2 separate regions of the Homo sapiens genome follow, and region 2 is linked to region 1. A link is an interaction called in ENCODE POLR2A ChIA-PET data of the cell type or tissue named here. Cell type or tissue: GM12878. All regions are shown on one strand. Links, peaks and the distances in the headings refer to the core of each region. The heading gives the core; the rest is flanking DNA.

Region 1 (5,387 bases), core at 75-5,074:
TTGGGAAACTGCTGTTTTCAGGTAGGGAAGGATGTGATGTCAGGGAGAACCCAGCCAGAGTTGAGATTTCCTTGCTGTTTGAAGGTAGATTGTCAGCGTGGGCTTGTTTCTGTGGGTTATGTTGACCTGGAAGTCTTCCAGCCCTTAGATCCATAGGGCTGGTTCTAGGCAAGAAGGTCTGTGTCTCCCTCCTGAGAAGCCTCCGATACCCCCTGACTCTGGGAGAGACTTCTAGGCATCATTCTAATAACCCAGCTTCAAACTTACTGCCTATGCAGAGAGCTGATGTGAAAGTATTTGCATTTTGAAGGGGGACTCCACAGGACTCAAAGAAATGCATTTCATTTTGTTTTGTTTTAAGATAGTCTCACTCTGTTACCCAGGCTGGAGTGCAGTGGCACAATCTAGGCTCACTGCAACCTCTGCCTCCCAGGTTGAAGCAATTCTCCTGCCTCAGCCTCCTGAGTAGCTGGGACTACAGGCGTGTGCCACCATGCCTGGCTAATTTTTTGTATTTTTTGGTAGAGATGGGGTTTCACCATGTTGGCCAGGCTGGTCTCCAACTCCTGGCTTCAAGTGATCCACCTGCCTCGGCCTCTGAAAGTGCTGGGATTGCAGGCGTGAGCCACCACATCTGTCCAGGAATGCATTTCTAATGGTGGAACTGCAAGTACGTAGAGTGAAAAAGATACTTTGGGCAGGATGTTCTACCCTGTGCTGTTCAAATTACCTGTTAAATAGGAATCAGGTAATTTGTGGGTATTAGTGGGTAGCCACCCACTTCATCCTTTTGAGAGCCTGGCTCTGCCCTTTGGAAGTTTAGAAACATCTGGCTCACCGTTTTTCTGAAAAGTATGCTGACTTCAGTCAGTTGTAAGGACTTACTGATAATGAGTATTTACAACTAGACACTATTAGTGGACAGCAGGTTAAGTGCTTTTCTCTTTCAGAGAAAAGGTTTTATTATCTCCTTTTTTTTTTTTTAGGGGGGGACAGGGTCTCACTCTGTTACCCAGGCTGGAGTGTTGTGGCATGGTGTCGGCTCACTGCAACCTCCATCTCTCAGGTTCAAGCAATTCTCCTGCCTCAGCCTCTCGAGTAGCTGGGATTACAGGCACCCACTATCACACCCAGCTAATTTTTGTATTTTTAGTAGAGACCATGTTTCACCATGTTGGCCAGGCTGGCCTCAAACTCCTGACCTCAGGTGACCCACCCGCCTCGGCCTCCCAAAGTGCTGGGATTACAGGCGTGAGCCACCGTGCCCGGCTGCCTCCTTTTTATAGAACAGGAACAACAGGAGCCCCAGGAGCTGGTGCTGCGGCCTGCAGGAGACATGAAGTTAGCACTTTGCCTCTCTCCTGAGTCTATATGGCCATCCACAACAAAGGAGGAAGCCAATTAAAGATAATAAGCCTAAGGAAAGCGATGTCTTCAGATTATTTTCTACTTCAATTGAGTTGGGGCATCTGAGTTTCTTAATTACACATTTTTCTTTCATTTATGCTTTTATTAGTGATTTTCCATGGCTTGGGCTTTAAGAAAGCCACTTTAGCAACGAGGCACTCTGACACTGGGGTTGTTATAACACACATGAGAGATGTTTCTAAAACACACAGAGGATTTGGGTCACAGCTATTCAGTACAGGGTTGTCTGCTGTATCTATTTTAATGATTTAATAATTAATGAGTTCAACATGCTCTGGTTCAATTTTTTTCTTCAATTAATACTAACTTTCAAATTATTTTCTGAGATTGGGAATAGTAATTGTTATTCATTTTCAGATAATAGCACTCTTCGCAGTTTTTTTTTTTTTTTTTTCGAGACAGAGTCTTGCTCTGTCACCCAGGCTGGAGTGCAGTGGCATTATCTCGGCTCACTGGAACCTCTACCTCCAGGGTTCAAGCGATTCTCCTGCCTCAGCCTCCCAAGTAGCTGGGACTATAGGCACGTTCCACCATGCCAGGCTAATTTTTTGTATTTTTAGTAGAGACGGGGTTTCACCGTGTTAGCCAGGATGGTCTCGATCTCCTGACCTCGTGATCCGCCCGCCTCGGCCTCCCAAAGTGCTGGGAATACAGGTTTGAGCCACTACGCCCGGCTCTTTGCAGTTTTAGTATTTTAATATCTTTTTAGCCAACTCTGCCACATATGAGCTCTGTCACGGCTTATCTATTAATACATTCTCTGCCTCAGTTTCTTCATCTGTAAAAGGGACATAATAATAGTATCTTTTTTTTAAGAGGTGCTGGGGAATGAACCCAGGGAATAACAATATCTTAATCACAGCATTGTAGTGAAGAGTAAATAAAGAAATTCATGTAAATCATGCTCTTATTACAGTTCTGGAACCCTCTACCAAGTTTAGCTATTATTAACATTATTATAATTGTTTTGAATTACAAAATTAGTATGTGCTTGTTATTAAAAAAAAAAAAAAGAAAAAAGTTCAGGCCGAGTGTAGTGGCTCATGCCTATAATCCCAGCACTTTGGGATACTCAGTTGGATCGCTGAGCTCAGGAGTTCGAGACCAGCCTGGACAACATGGTGAAACCCCATCTCAACAAAAAATACAAAAATTAGCTGTGCCTAGTGGTGTGTGCCTGTAGTCCCAGCTTCTCGGGAGGCTGAGGTGAGAGGATCACTTCAGCCTGGGAGGCGGAGGTTGCAGTGAGCCAAGATCGTGCCACTGCACTCTGACCTGGGTGACAGAGTAAGACTCTGCCCCCAACAACAACAACAACAACAAAAGGCGAGGCACTGTGGCTCATGCTTGCAATCCTAGCACTTTGGGAGGCTGAGGCAAGAGGATCATTTGAGGTCAGGAGTTTGAGACCAGCCTGGCCTGGCCAACATGGTGAAACCCTGTCCTACTAAGAAATACAAAAAAATGAGCTGGGCATGGTGGTGCGCACCTGTAATCCCAGCTACTCAGAGGCTGAGGCAAGAAAATAGGTTGAACCCAAGAGGCAGAGGTTACAATGAGCCAAGACCAAGCCACTATACTCCAGCCTGGGTGACAGAATGAGACCCTGTCTCAAAAAAAAAAAAAAAAATTCAAAACAATCTAAAACATAGAGGTTTATAAAGTAAGAAATGATAGCGTCCTCTCTTGACCCAGCCCCACCCAATCCTGCTTTCTGGAGATAACCACTGTATTTGGACCACAGTCTTTCCAGGCATACTCATGCAATGTCTTGGAACTTTGCCTGTCCCATCTAACAAATTGACCATGACATCTCTCCACAGCAGCTCTGCGGGAAGCACCTCTTTACATAATATGGGTATCATCTGACCTTGCCTGATTTGTATGTGGCTCCAGTATGTGTTTAGAGTGTCTTTCACATTACTGTGTAGTTAAACCCTCCTTCTTTTCCTTAGACCTACTGGGTTTTGTCTAATGCTTTTAAAGACCTTTGCAGTCAGGAGCATTGAGAAATACACTTGCCAGGATTGGAAAATGAAGAGGTCCGGTGTGGTGGCCTGTAATCCCATCATTTTGGGAGGCTGAGGCAGGAGGATTGCTTTAGTCCAGGAGTTTGAAACTAGCCTAGGCAACATAGTGAGACCTCGTCTCTACAAAAAATGATAAAAAAAAAAATCAGCTGGGCATGGTGATGTACTCCTGTAATCCTAGCTTCTCAGGTGTGTTAGGTGATAGATCACTTGAGCCCAGGAGGTTGAGGCTGCAGTGAGCTCTAATCATGCCACTGCATTCCAGCCTGGGCAACAGAGTGAGACCGTATCCGGAAAAAAAAAAATCCACTCAAAGGTATTTGTCAAAAAAACAAGTGGATATTCAAAAAGAGAAAAAAAACTGAGTGATTGTTACATCTTTGACAGTGAGATGTTTCTATTAATATGCTTTTTAAGTTGAAAGATAAAGTTGTATATATTTACCATGTACAACATGATGTTTTAAAATACACATACATTATGGAATGACTAAATCTAGCTAATTAACACGGGCATTGCCTCACATAGTTTTCACTTTTGTGGTAAGAACACTTCACATCTGCCCTCTTAGCATTTTCCAAGAATACAATGTATTATTGACTATCACCACCACAATGTATAACAGATCTCTTGAAGTTATTCCTCCTATTTAACTGGAATTTTGGCCATCATCTCTCCAGACTGTCCTCCTCACAACCACCTCATCTCCTGGTAACCACCAGTTTACTTTCTCTCTCCTCTTTTTTTCATTTTTATTTTTTTGAGATGGAGTGTAGCTTTGTCGCTCAGACTGGAGTGCAGTGGCACAATCTTGGCTCACTGCAGCCTCTGCCTCCCACATTCAAGTGATTCTCCTGCCTCAGCCTCCCAAGTAGCTGGGATTACAGGTGCATGCCACCATGCCCAGCTAATTTTTGTATTTTTAGTAGAGACAAGGTTTCACCATGTTGGCCAGGCTGGTCTCCAACTCCAGACTTCAGGAGATCCGCCCGCTTCAGCCTCCCAAAGTACTGGGATTACAGGCATGAGCCCCCATGCCTGGCCCACCATTTTACTCTCTACCTCTGCAAGATCAACTTTTTTGGTTTCTACATTTAAGTGAGATCACACAGTATTTGTCTTTCTGTGACTGGCTTATTTCACTTAACATAATGTCCTCTAGGTTCACTGCGTGTTGTTGCAAATGACAGGAGTTTTCTTTTATGGCTAAATAGTATTCCATTGTTTGTATATACCATATTTTCTTTATCAGTTTATCCATTGATGGACACTTAGACTGATTTCTTTCTTCCTTTCTTTCTTTTTTTTTGAGACAGAGTCTCACTCTGTTGCCCAGGCTGGAGTGCAGAGGCGTGATCTTGGCTCACTACAACCTCCACATCCCGGGTTCAAGTGATTCTCCAGCCTCAGCCTCTTGAGTAGCTGGGATTACAGGCATGCACCAACACACTCGGCTAATTTTTGTATTTTTATTACAGACGGGGTTTCACCATGTTGGCCAGGCTGGTCTCAAACTCCTGACCTCAAGCGTTCCATCCACTGTGGCCTCCCAGAGTGTTGGGATTACAGGTGTGAGCCACCGTGCCCAGCCTGGTCAATTTCATGTCTTGGCTATTGTGACTAGTGATGCAAAGAACATGGGAGTGCAGATATCTTTATGAGGTAGTGATTTATTTTCCTTTGGATATATACCTGGTAGTGGGATTGCTGGATCTTATGATAGTTCTATTTTTAATTTTTTGAGGATTTTCTATAATGCTTTCCAAAATGACTATACTACTTTACATTTTCACCAACAGGTACAAGGGTTCCCTTTTCCATCCTCACTAGCACTTGTTACCTCTTGTCTTTTCTTTTTTTGTCTTTTTTTTTTTTTGAGACGGAGTCTTGCTGTTGTCACCCGGGCTGGAGTGCAATGGCATGATCTTG
Region 2 (5,387 bases), core at 161-5,160, 150 kb before region 1:
TTTAAAGTGCAACAATTATATTAGAAACTAATTATTTAACAGTAGGGATTTGTTTTTTGGATCCAGTCTCTATTTTCAAAATCATACTACAGTCATGCATTGCTTAACAATGAAGATAAGTTCTGAGAAATGCACATTAGACGATTTCATTGTTGTTTGTGTAAGTACAGGGAATTTTTCAGCTTCATTATAATCATATGAGACTGCTGCTGCACGTGTGGCCTGTCTTTGACCAAAATATCGTTATGCAGCACATGACTGTATGTTCTATTTTCCTGTGCTATATAACTCCAGTGAAATGTAAAGTAACAATCTCAATCATTTCAGTAAACATTTAAGTAAGTCAGTCTCACTTACTGTGGATTCCAAATTGTCCATCGTCAATAATAATTTCGCTTTCTAGAATTTAAGGAAAATAGAAAATTTAGTTAAAACTCTTGATGCATACCCAGTGAACAACTGAGAAATTACCCACCTTAAAGATCGTTTATAATATTAAATCTACAGCTTAAAAGCAGCCCAAGGTGAATAAGCATATTTATTGTAGCCCTCAATAAAGAATTCCCTTTAAAGGAGGCTAGCAAACAGTAATGGTTCTTACATACTTCGTTGATTGTCCATTATGTTAAAAAGAAGAAAAAGAAAACTCTTCAGAAAGGTGCTCTAGAGGCACTGGGATTAACTTCTACACTAACCAATGTACAAGACTCACAGGTTGCTGGACAACGATAACTCCTTCTTGATTTTCAAACCAAAGGTCTTGGCACAATTAAAATGCTTATTCTTATGTAGTGCATATTCTGAACTTGTCTCAAATGTAATTCTCCTCATATCCCAACTATTCACTACTGCCAGTTAAAAGCTTTACGAACAGCGTGAACTTACCTGTATGTACAGAGCTGTGAGGAACTACCAAAAGAATAAACGCTAGCACAACCCCTTCTCCTAACAGAAATTTCAACTCAATGAGAAAAGCTGTAAAACCCCACCCTTTGAGTAAAATACAATTTATCTTCCTGGCCTACTTCCCTTCCCAGTTTACTTTAAACGTTAGTCTGAAATACTTGCAAAATGGATGTGACAGTTCCTAGTAAAGATTCTCTGGTAAGTTTCACACAGCTTTTAAGTTCAAAAGTTATATTTCTCAAAAGTATACATTCCTTTCTAAAAGATAGAAACAAAATCATCCCACTTCTCATAATAAAATATATTTAACTGCAAGATGCTTTAAAATACAATTTTTTAAAACATTCAATACCTAGTAAGTTCCAACCTCAGTATGGGAATATTATAATTTTAAGTATACTCTCATAAAAATCCTAAATACACTATCAAAAATGTATTAAAACATACAAAAAGAAAATCCAATAAAGAGGATGGAATGAGATACTGTTTAAATGAGATGTGTCCTTACTCCAGGATAAAGCAGAAACTCCCACTGCTTTCTAATTTAAACCAGAAAACTGGCATCCAGTTATCTTTCAATTTTAACTTTACCTAGAAACTAAAAGATACATTTCTCAGCACTGAGTCAATTTACAGATGAATACATGTGGGTAATTTAATGTATGTGAAGTGAACTTCAAATTCGATTTTCAATATGGACTAAGAAATTCAAAAATACTTGTATGAAGAGAAATGCCATATTTAAGCATAAGAAAAGTTAATGTGTTTAAAAGAAAACAACTTACAAAAAAAAAAAGACAAAAAAAAAAAAGAAAACTTTCCAAGTAGCAATTCTAGCATAGCCAATAGGGAATTTAAGAAATTTGAATTCATTCATACAAGTTTATTCAAGTATTTACCAATTTCTCTTAAAAAAATTAAGAAGAAAAGAAAAAATAGAATAACTTACTCTATTAATATTCAAAGTTAAAAATTTAAGAATCTTTGTTTTGGATTAATTTTTTCTTCAAATGTTCGTTAAGCCTGAGCAAGTAAACAAATAGAGCTATGGATGCTCAGTCAAGAAGAATGGTATCTTATAAACTTCCTAACCATTCCAAATGAAAGTGAATATTTCATAATAAACTAATCTAACCCAAGAAAACAAAAATATCTAGGTAAATATTTCTAATAAAGTTTATTTTAAGAGGCAATTAAAAACTGTTGTTTTGAAAGATCCATGAAATGCTCAGTGAAATTTGTAGCACTGACAATGCATTGACCTTAACTTTAGAATAAAAATTTATTAAATCCCACTAAGCCATTGTGCAGCATATTAGTAACTTTATGCATATGCCTCAAACAGATGCAGTTAATGCCCATACCTAAAGGGGTTATTGATCGTGGTTGTAGATGAGTCTCCCACTTGTGAACTATCACTTGACATGGACCACCGATAGTCTGCAATTTAAAAGTTAAACGTCTGCAATAATTTCTTATATCTTATTTTCTACCCATGACTCCATTAGATGTTTGTGGCCTAAATCTTATACTAAATATGAGACCAAAAGATTCATCTTATTATCAATATTATATGCCAAAAGCCTGGAATGTACCAGATCACAAAACAAGATGAAATGCTGGAAGAAAATTAGAGTGAGGCAGTAAACAAAGAAAAATGAGATGAACTGGCACACAGAACTGTCTCAAACCCATTCCTAAATCTGCCTACAATACTCAATTGTTTCAAAGAAATTTTCATTTTTAACTGATATTAATTCTTAAGATAAATATCATATATACTTTCTTTGGTATGTCAGCCATCAATGAGGTATTGCTAGATAAAGTATGTACCTCCTGCTCTATGCATTTAGAAAAAGCCTAAACAAGCCTACAATAGTAAAAATAGTAGGAACAAGTACTCAAGAACAATTATCGCAAGCTACTCAAGGAACTAAAGAACCATAATAAAGTTATTTATTACATATATTTAAGAATACTAAGTGAAAAACAGGAAGATTTCTCATATCATAGGAACCAGTGTTTCTAAAGAACACGGGAAATTCTAGAAGGGACATGTGGCCAGGTAAACTTGAAGAGCAAGTGTGATAAAAGAGGAACTAACATCCGGTTTCATTCTTATGCCTTAGTTTAAAATCTCATACAGTGTGACAATTCCTCATACTGTTTTCCATTATCAAGCTCCCCTACTAAAAAAGAACATAAAGCTATGTGTTGATAACATATGCGGTAGTGAGTAACCATGAAAGATTCCCTGAGTATACCTAAAAGACTAAAATTTAAGTGTTCTAATTTTCCTTTAATTTTTAAAAAGAAACTCACTAGTTATTATGCTGAAATAAAACCCTTAAATACACATTTTGGAAGCACATTTTCAAACTATAATCTTACAAGGTATTTTATTTGTTACATAAATGTAATTAAATACAGAGAAGCAAAAAGAAAATACAAAACTCACCCATATCATACCATTTAGGGATAATCACCATCAAGATTTTCACATATAATCTTTGAGCCCTTTTCTAGGCATTATATTACACATACTCTTTTTTTTTTTTAGACAGAGTCTCACTCTGTCACCCAGGCTAAAGTGCAATGGCACAATCTCGGCTCACTGCACCCTTGCCTCCTGGGTTCAAGTGATTCCCCTGCCTCGGCCTCCTGAGTAGCTGGAATTAAAGGCACGTGCCACCACACCCAGGTAATTTTTGTATTTTTAGTAGAGATGGGGCTTCACCATGTTGGCCAGGCTAGTCTCGAACTCCTAACCTCGTGATCCACCCACCTCAGCCTCCCAATGTGCTGGGATTACAGGTGTGAGCCACTGTGCCCAGCCTATACATACTCTTAAAAAGCCTAGGCATAAAAGCTTCTCTATTATCTTTAGAAGGCATTAATAATGGATTAAAATATTCTCCTACACTTTCTATAGGATTTTAATATTGATTAAATTTGACGATAAGCCAAACAATAACAAATATGTAACAAATTAGGCACATTATTAATTATTAAATGCAATAAATAATCCTGTCACTTAAAATAACCAGGCTAAATTCTTTTCTGAAATCCTCAAACTTCTGAAGTTTAAAAACTAAAATAGCACGATATATTTCTTCAAATCATTACTCCTGGGATACTAAATAAAATTCTCTTTTTCTCTAGCTAAACACTTCCCTGCTATAATAGTTCACCTTAATTGGTAGACTGGGTAGATTTTTTAAAAATGTAATGTGAAATTGCTCTTTTAAAAATATGGTGACTTTCGTATCCATTATACTAAAAAGAAAATCAAATTAATTCTAGATGATGTTTACTATAACATTTTTCCTGAAATATTTTTTAAATGTGTTTTTTAAATATCAAACTTTCTAAACCTCAAAAGTTGCAAATATAGGACAGGCATGGTGGCTCATGCCTATAATCCCAGCGCTTTGGGAGGCCAAGGCAGGTGGATCACTTGAGGTCAGCAGTTTGAGACAAGCCTGGCCAACATAGTGAAACCCCATCTCTACTAAAAATACAAAAATTAGCTAGGTGTGGTGGCACACAACTGTAGTCCCAGCTACATGTGAGGCTGAGGCACGAGAATTGCTTGACCGTGGGAGGCAGAGGTTGCAGTGAGCCAAGATCACACCACTGCACTTCAGCGTGGGCGACAGAGTGAGACTCCTTCTCAAAAAAAAGTCGCAAATACATACATAAAAATAGAAACAGCCTGGGCACAGTGGCTCATGCCTGTAATCCCAGCACTTAGGGAGGCCAAGGCAGGCAGATCACTTGAGGTCAGGAGTTCGAGACCAACCTGGCCAACATGGTGAAACCCCATCTCTACCAAAAATACAAAAATTAGCCAGGCATGGTGGCACACGCCTGTAATCCTAGGTACTTGGGAGGCCAAGGCAGGGGAATCCCATGAATCTGGGAGGCGGAGGCTGCAGTGAGCTGAGATTGCGCCACTGCACTCCAGCCTGGGCGATAGAGCGAGACTATGTCTCAAAAAAGAAAAAGAAAAAAAAAAGAAAAAGAAAAGGGTGCTATGAATATAATATTAAATGTCAAAAAGAGGTAACGGCATAGCAGACTGTTTGTTTTGTTTTAATTCAGATGTCAGGGGAACTTTATAGACTGTTGATAGCAGTATCTTTACTTAATCAAGTAAGAATAATCCTTTGGATTAAATTTGATAGGGAACATATTTCAGTAGCAATTTTAACAACTCCAGTCTCATCTGCCCACTACCCCACTGCATAAAACCACCTAGACTTGAATAGAATAGCATATTTGAGGAACAGTCCAAAGGGCCAGGTAAACTGATGACAGAACTATGTCTATCATCATTCAGACTAGAAATGTACATTGGTTGGTAAACTGTTATAATATAGAAAAAAAAGAACCTAGTTTTAAAATACACTGAATTTCCAAAATTGTTAAGCCTACTTTATTAAACTTTAGAAGGCAATCTTAAATTTTCAGCTTTACTT

Evidence for each region. ChIA-PET counts read pairs that join two places held together with the same protein. Peaks named below come from ENCODE experiments on the same cell type or tissue, not always from the same donor. Only the 100,000 strongest peaks of a DNase experiment are listed, where the experiment ranks them.
Region 2: POLR2A ChIA-PET joins it to region 1 with 8 read pairs; 9 of 35 experiments call an interaction of 5 or more read pairs at or near these places.

The regions. Positions count from the first base shown.
Region 1 is chr20:5,738,109-5,743,495 of GRCh38, forward strand. No RefSeq gene overlaps it. Among named protein-coding and RNA genes, the nearest start is that of SHLD1, 9.6 kb to the right of the region's middle. In GM12878, for the core only: no CTCF peak of the experiment used is centred there; no DNase peak of the experiment used is centred there.
Region 2 is chr20:5,583,924-5,589,310 of GRCh38, forward strand. GPCPD1 (glycerophosphocholine phosphodiesterase 1) reads right to left here. Exons shown (of 20, transcript NM_019593.5): 5 at 2,271-2,346; 6 at 358-399. Among named protein-coding and RNA genes, the nearest start is that of GPCPD1, 24 kb to the right of the region's middle. In GM12878, for the core only: no CTCF peak of the experiment used is centred there; no DNase peak of the experiment used is centred there; H3K27ac peaks cover 2,624 bases.